Linked DNA regions of Homo sapiens: region 2 is linked to region 1. A link is an interaction called in ENCODE POLR2A ChIA-PET data of the cell type or tissue named here. Cell type or tissue: PC-9. All regions are shown on one strand. Links, peaks and the distances in the headings refer to the core of each region. The heading gives the core; the rest is flanking DNA.

Region 1 (2,914 bases), core at 243-2,742:
GCTTGAGCCCAGAAGTTGGAGACCAACCTGGGCAACATAGTGAGACCCTGTCTCTATAAATAAATAAATAAATAAAATAATAAGAAAGTTTGAAGGGTCATTTTGTTTTATAGTATACATATAATCATATAACTTTGCTATTTGCATATGGAGGGCGACAGTGAATATTCATTATCAAGAAGGGCTTTGGATTCAGAAAAGGTCGGATTTTTTATTCCAATTGAAAATGGTCTGGAAATACACATGCACAGTTGTTTGTCCTCGTTCACTGTCTCTTTCTTTCTCTCTCTCTCTCTTTTTTTTTTTTTTTTTGAGACGGATTTCACTCTGTTGCCAAGGCTGGAGTGCAGTGGCACAGTCTCGGCTCACTGCAACCTCTGCCTCCCAGGTTCAAGGGATTCTCCTGCCTCGGCCTCCCGAGTAGTTAGGATTACAGGCATGTGCTGCCACGCCCAGCTAATTTTGCATTTTAGTAGAGACAGGGTTTCTCCATGTTGGTCAGGCTGGTCTCAACCTCCCAACCTCAGGTGATCCGCCCGCCTCGGCCTCCCAAAGTGCTGGGATTACAGGCATGAGCCACCGCCTCCCACCTGCAGTTGGCTGTTTGTTGTTTTTTTGTTTCTTTGTTTTGTTTTTTTATGCTGCCCCGCCCCCTCTGGTTCTTTGTTTTACAGAAAAAAACAGGCCCAAATTGAAGGCTATTCTTTGACATAACTGGCCAACACTCTTCAAAAATGTTAATGTTGTGAAAATAAAGATTGAGAAACCATTAATGCTAATTTCCTGATATTAATCATTGAATATTTATTATTAATTAGTCTGAAACTATGTTATAATAGTTACTACGTATACATAGACTATGTAGAAACTTTGTGCTCCATTGCTAACAGAGTGCACATTGATGCAATTTCCCTGAAGGATAATTTGGCAATACCCTTCAAAAGCAGAAACGTACATACTTTTTGATCAAAAATTCCGCTTATAAGCAATTGTCCTACAGAGTTGGTTTCACATGTGTGAAATGGTTTAAATAAAATTGCGTATTCATTATAAGGGCAGCAGGCCAGGCGTAGTGGCACAAACCTGTAATTTCAGCACTTTGGGAGGCCGAGGTGGGCAGATCACTTGAGGTCAGAAGTTCCAGACCAGCCTGGGCAACATGGTGAAACCTCGTCTCTGCTAAAAATACAAAAATTAGTCGGGCGTGGTGGCACATACCTGTAATCCCAGCTATTCAGGAGAGTGAGGCAAGAGAATCGCTTCAACCTGGGAGGTGGAAATTGCAGTGAGCTGAGCTCATACCTTTGCCCTCTAGCCTGGGCGACAGACTTAGACTCTATCTCAAAAGAAAAAAAGAAAAAAGACATTGTAAGGGCAGAGTTTGGAAGCAATGTACATAACAGTAATGGGATTTTTTTTTTTTTTTTTTTTTGAGATGGAGTCTCCCTCTGTCACCCAGGCTGCAGTACAATGGCGCGGTCTCAGCTCACTGTACCCTCCGCCTCCTGGGTTCAAGTGATTCTCCTGCCTCAGCCTCTGGAGTAGCTGGGATTACAGGCGCCCGCTACCATGCCTGGCTAATCTTTGTATTTTTAGTAGAGACGGGGTTTCACCATGTTGGCCAGGCTGGTCTGGAACTGCTGACCTCGTGATTCGCCTGCCTCGGCCTCCCAAAGTGCTGGGATTACAGGTGTGAGCCACTGCACCCGGCCAGTAATGGGATGGTTTTAAGTAAATTATGATATACTTTTAAAATATAGTAAAATGGACACAATAGATTCCTATAAATGTACTTTTCTGGAAAGAATCCCAAGAATAGGGTTATTATTAACAGAAAAAAGTAAAGCATAGAACATTTGGTAGAATATGCCCCTATTTGTGTGTGGGAAAAGGTATATGTGTATGTATGTATATGCATTTATTTTATTATGCACCTATCTATATTTTGTATGCACATATACACATATATTTGTATACTTCTGTATATGTTTATATACATATATTTGTATACATTGGTATATGTATATATTTGTAAATTAATAGGATAGCTCTCTAATGATGCCTAAGAAAGTTGAGAAAATTTTGGCCTCAGAAAGGAACTGAGTTGCTGGAAGAGAGAGGGTAAGGGAGACTTACCTCAGTATTTCCAGTATTTCACTTTGTGTTTTGTGCAAAATATGAGTATTCCTATCTTTAAAAAATTAATTAATAAAAATACTATGTAGAATGTTAGAGAGCCAATATGAAATCAATAGAAAAGAGTGAACATTTTTTAATAACATCAGTGCAAGCAGATGGAGAAGGAACTTGTACTGAACAATTCTCCAAATATAGAAATAATTTGATTTTTTTTCTCCAAAGGCAGAAGAACAAGGGGCAGGAAGCCAGAGAAAGTTAGACAAACATGGCATGTTCAGAAATCTGTTTCCAGCTTAAAGGTTATCTTTTTATAGGATGAGGATTATCACGTGATCCATTTCTTCTTTTTCAAAACCAAAGTAAAGTGGTTAATTTTATGGTATATAAATTATACCTCAATTTAATAAATACATTAACTTTTAAGATGTTAAGGATGATGATACATTCATCGGCCATCATATTAGCCGGGCGTAGTGGCATGTGCCTGTAATCCCAGGTACTGCAGAGGCTGAGGCAGGAGAATTGCTTGAAGCTGGGAAGCCGAGGTTGCAGGGAGCCGAGATCGTGCCACTGCACTCCAGCCTGGGTGACAGAATGAGACCCTGTCTCAAAATAAATAAATAAATAAAATTTAAAAAATCAAAATTACTATATAATAATAGTTAAAATAAAAAGTTTAATACCAAAAAAATTTATTTAGCAATAAAATGAAAGAAAGTTTGTTTTTTTTTGAGACAGAGGTTTGTTCTGTCGCCCATGCTGGAGTGCAGTAGTG
Region 2 (2,914 bases), core at 89-2,588, 590 kb after region 1:
TGCCTCCTGCACAGTGTCAGCAGGGACTGTGAGGGGTGTCACTCTCACTCCCTGACCCTCTCCCTCTTCCCACCACCGCAGTCCCCCCAGAGTCACCCCAGGGCTGTAAGGGGTGTCCCACCCCTTGCTCCTCTCCCTCTCCCCCAGCCCCTGCAGTCCCCAGCTCAACTGTAACTACCCCAGAGTCACCCAGGGCTGTGAGGGGTGTCACTCCCACCCCTGACCCTCTCCCTCTCCCCCACTGCAGTCCCCAGCTCAGCTGTAACTCCCCCGGAGTCACCCCAGTCGGATTCCCTGGGCTCCACCTACTCCATCAATGGGCTCCTGGGCATCGCTCAGCCTGGCAGCGACAAGAGGAAAATGGATGACAGTGAGTGCTGGGACAGGAGGGCAGCGGGCGGTGCACGAGAGCAGTTTGCTCAGGCTTTGATGGGGACAGAAACCCTTCCACTTATGATATGGGACTTTGTAGGGGCTCTGCATGTGACTGTCACATGTCCTGTCCCTCAGTTGGCCAAGGCTCCTGGGCCCACGTGGCTGGCCCTTTTTCTCCCTCCACAGTGAGTCAGCTTGGAGTCAGTCCTCTACTTTGGCCTAGAGCATGAATAGATAGGTCCCCTAAAAGCTTTCTTCCTTCCCGGGGGGTACCAGGTGATCAGGATAGCTGCCGACTAAGCATTGACTCACAGAGCAGCAGCAGCGGACCCCGAAAGCACCTTCGCACGGATGCCTTCAGCCAGCACCACCTCGAGCCGCTCGAGTGCCCATTTGAGCGGCAGCACTACCCAGAGGCCTATGCCTCCCCCAGCCACACCAAAGGCGAGCAGGTGAGAAGCTGGGCCCTGGGAGGTGAACAGGGTGGGCAAGGGCCAGAGAAGGTCTATTCTCCAAATGAGCCTGTGCTCCATCAAAGCAGCTGGAAGTTGCATCAATGGGCTCAGGGCACCTGCCTTATGCAACTCCAAGCCTGACACATGCTTTATTTTACCAGATGCCCTGGCATCTTCCTCCCTTTCTAACCCTCCTGGCTTCCTTCACCCAAAACCTTTGAGCCTGGGCCTTTCAGGGATGGCAGCACAACCTGATGATGCTATCCCTTGCCATCAGCGTCTTTCCCAGATTGCAACATCACGTTCCACAACTCTGAAGCAGTAGCACAAAGCCTTCACATAATGACCTCAGCCACTATTTCCTAGCCCCACCTTTGGCCACTCATCCTGCACACCCCATGCTCTTGCATTACTCATGGCCCCGAGCTCACCACCCTCGCTCACACCTCTCTGCCCTTGCACACTGTGTGCCCTCCACACAGAATGCCTTTCCTCCCACTTCTCTGCATGGAAAAATACCACTAGCCTTCATGACTCAGCCAAACATCACCCTCTCCGTCAGTCCTCCCCTGCCCCTCCGACATGAATCATCTCTCCTGCCTCTTGCCCTTCTGCATGTCCCACATGCTGCTCTCAGTAGCTTCTCACAGTGTCACTTAATAATCTAGCAGACAGACAGGTACAAAGACACGCGGACTCCTTAAGGACAGGGAAGCCTCATGAAACGTTAAACATCGTTTTTATTCCCAGCACCTACCATTGTGCCCCCCTTATAATAGACAGTAATGGTATAGTGAATGAATGAACAAATGAATGAGTTGAGAAATCCAGAATAATACATCACAAGCTACAGCGAATTTTTCTTGCTAGTGCTCAGGACAGGTGAAATGAATCATAACAGGTTGGTGTCCGTGAAAAGCTGACAGAGATGTGAGAGGTCCCACCCTGAGGCCAACAAAGACTCTGCAGCTCTGGCAGAACCACTAAGCTCTCAGCTCCTAGTCATCACATCTTTTTCCCTTAACCCTGCCAAGTCAACCAGATGAGGAGTGTCTTCAGGGTGGGTCTGTTGCCCCTCTTTGCCCATGCCGTCATTTGCTGTAGGAGTGAGGCAAGTCCATATGCCTTTAAGAACCGAGTAGGACAATGGAGATGATGCCAATAATCAGCCCAACCACTTCCAGTGACCGTCTGGGCTGCTGGTCCCGTGCCAGCACTCGCAGCTGGGCAGGCAATCTGCATCAGCAATTTTATCAGCGTTGACTGTGGCAACCACGAGCGTGCAGAGAAAGCTGACCATCAGCAGCATGGGGAGAGGGCCTGGGGTGCTCACGCACCAGTCAGCACACAGCTCCAGGAAGGAAAGGGGTTGCAGTGGGGGGCCTGCAGGAAGCTCACTCTGTGAGAGTAAGCCTGCAAAACTCAGTGTGCAGGCACCAGCCACTCAGTGAAAGTAAAGAAACCCTGCTGATGAGACTCTGGACACCCGCTGAGTCCCAGAGCCATTTCCTGGCTCCATCCCTAAGCCCCCCAAAGGACCCTGCTTGACTACAGAGCACCCCCATGCCATGCTGGCATATGAACATGGGGAATCCTGGAATGAGAAAGTCTTTGAGCTTTCAGGGACCTCCATGACCACCTTGTCCAGTTTCTCCATTTGTGTGGAGATAATCCAAGCAAGACAAGGAGGGCTTGGGCAATCAGAAGGTTTTGGAGCTCAGGCCTGCCAACCCTCATTTCATTCAGACTGGTCCACTGTCACCTGTTTCAGATATGGTGCTTCTACGTAAACACTTATTTGAAGACTGAAAAAAAAAGCATTTGAAAACCATTAAACTTCTCCAACCACTCATCTTTCAGATGAGGAGACTGAGGTCCAGCAGTGTCCATAAATTATTCATTACCTCCTCAGTCAATCATTATTCACCCAGTCATTCACCTGGAGGGTGGTGAAGGCAGGGAGAACCAGCCAGTGCAAGGGCCCCTCATGTCCTGCCTGGCCTTTGCTTTTCCTACCTCTGGTAACTGACTGTGCTGCCAAAGTAACACTCCGTGCTCTCTCACCTGGGCATAGGAATGCCCTC

The links. ChIA-PET counts read pairs that join two places held together with the same protein. Peaks named below come from ENCODE experiments on the same cell type or tissue, not always from the same donor. Only the 100,000 strongest peaks of a DNase experiment are listed, where the experiment ranks them.
Region 2: POLR2A ChIA-PET joins it to region 1 with 17 read pairs; 1 of 35 experiments calls an interaction of 5 or more read pairs at or near these places.

The regions. Positions count from the first base shown.
Region 1 is chr2:113,832,561-113,835,474 of GRCh38, reverse strand. All of the region lies in intron 3 of ACTR3-AS1 (ACTR3 antisense RNA 1), which reads left to right. Among named protein-coding and RNA genes, the nearest start is that of ACTR3, 56 kb to the left of the region's middle. In PC-9, for the core only: no CTCF peak of the experiment used is centred there; a DNase peak (open chromatin) is centred at 1,254.
Region 2 is chr2:113,239,464-113,242,377 of GRCh38, reverse strand. It overlaps PAX8 (paired box 8), which reads left to right. Exons shown (of 12, transcript NM_003466.4): 6 at 248-370; 7 at 652-827. All of the region lies in intron 1 of PAX8-AS1 (PAX8 antisense RNA 1), which reads right to left. Among named protein-coding and RNA genes, the nearest start is that of PAX8-AS1, 4.7 kb to the right of the region's middle. RefSeq lists an enhancer at 259-1,458. In PC-9, for the core only: no CTCF peak of the experiment used is centred there; DNase peaks (open chromatin) are centred at 1,257 and 1,777; H3K4me3 peaks cover 634 bases; H3K27ac peaks cover 2,500 bases.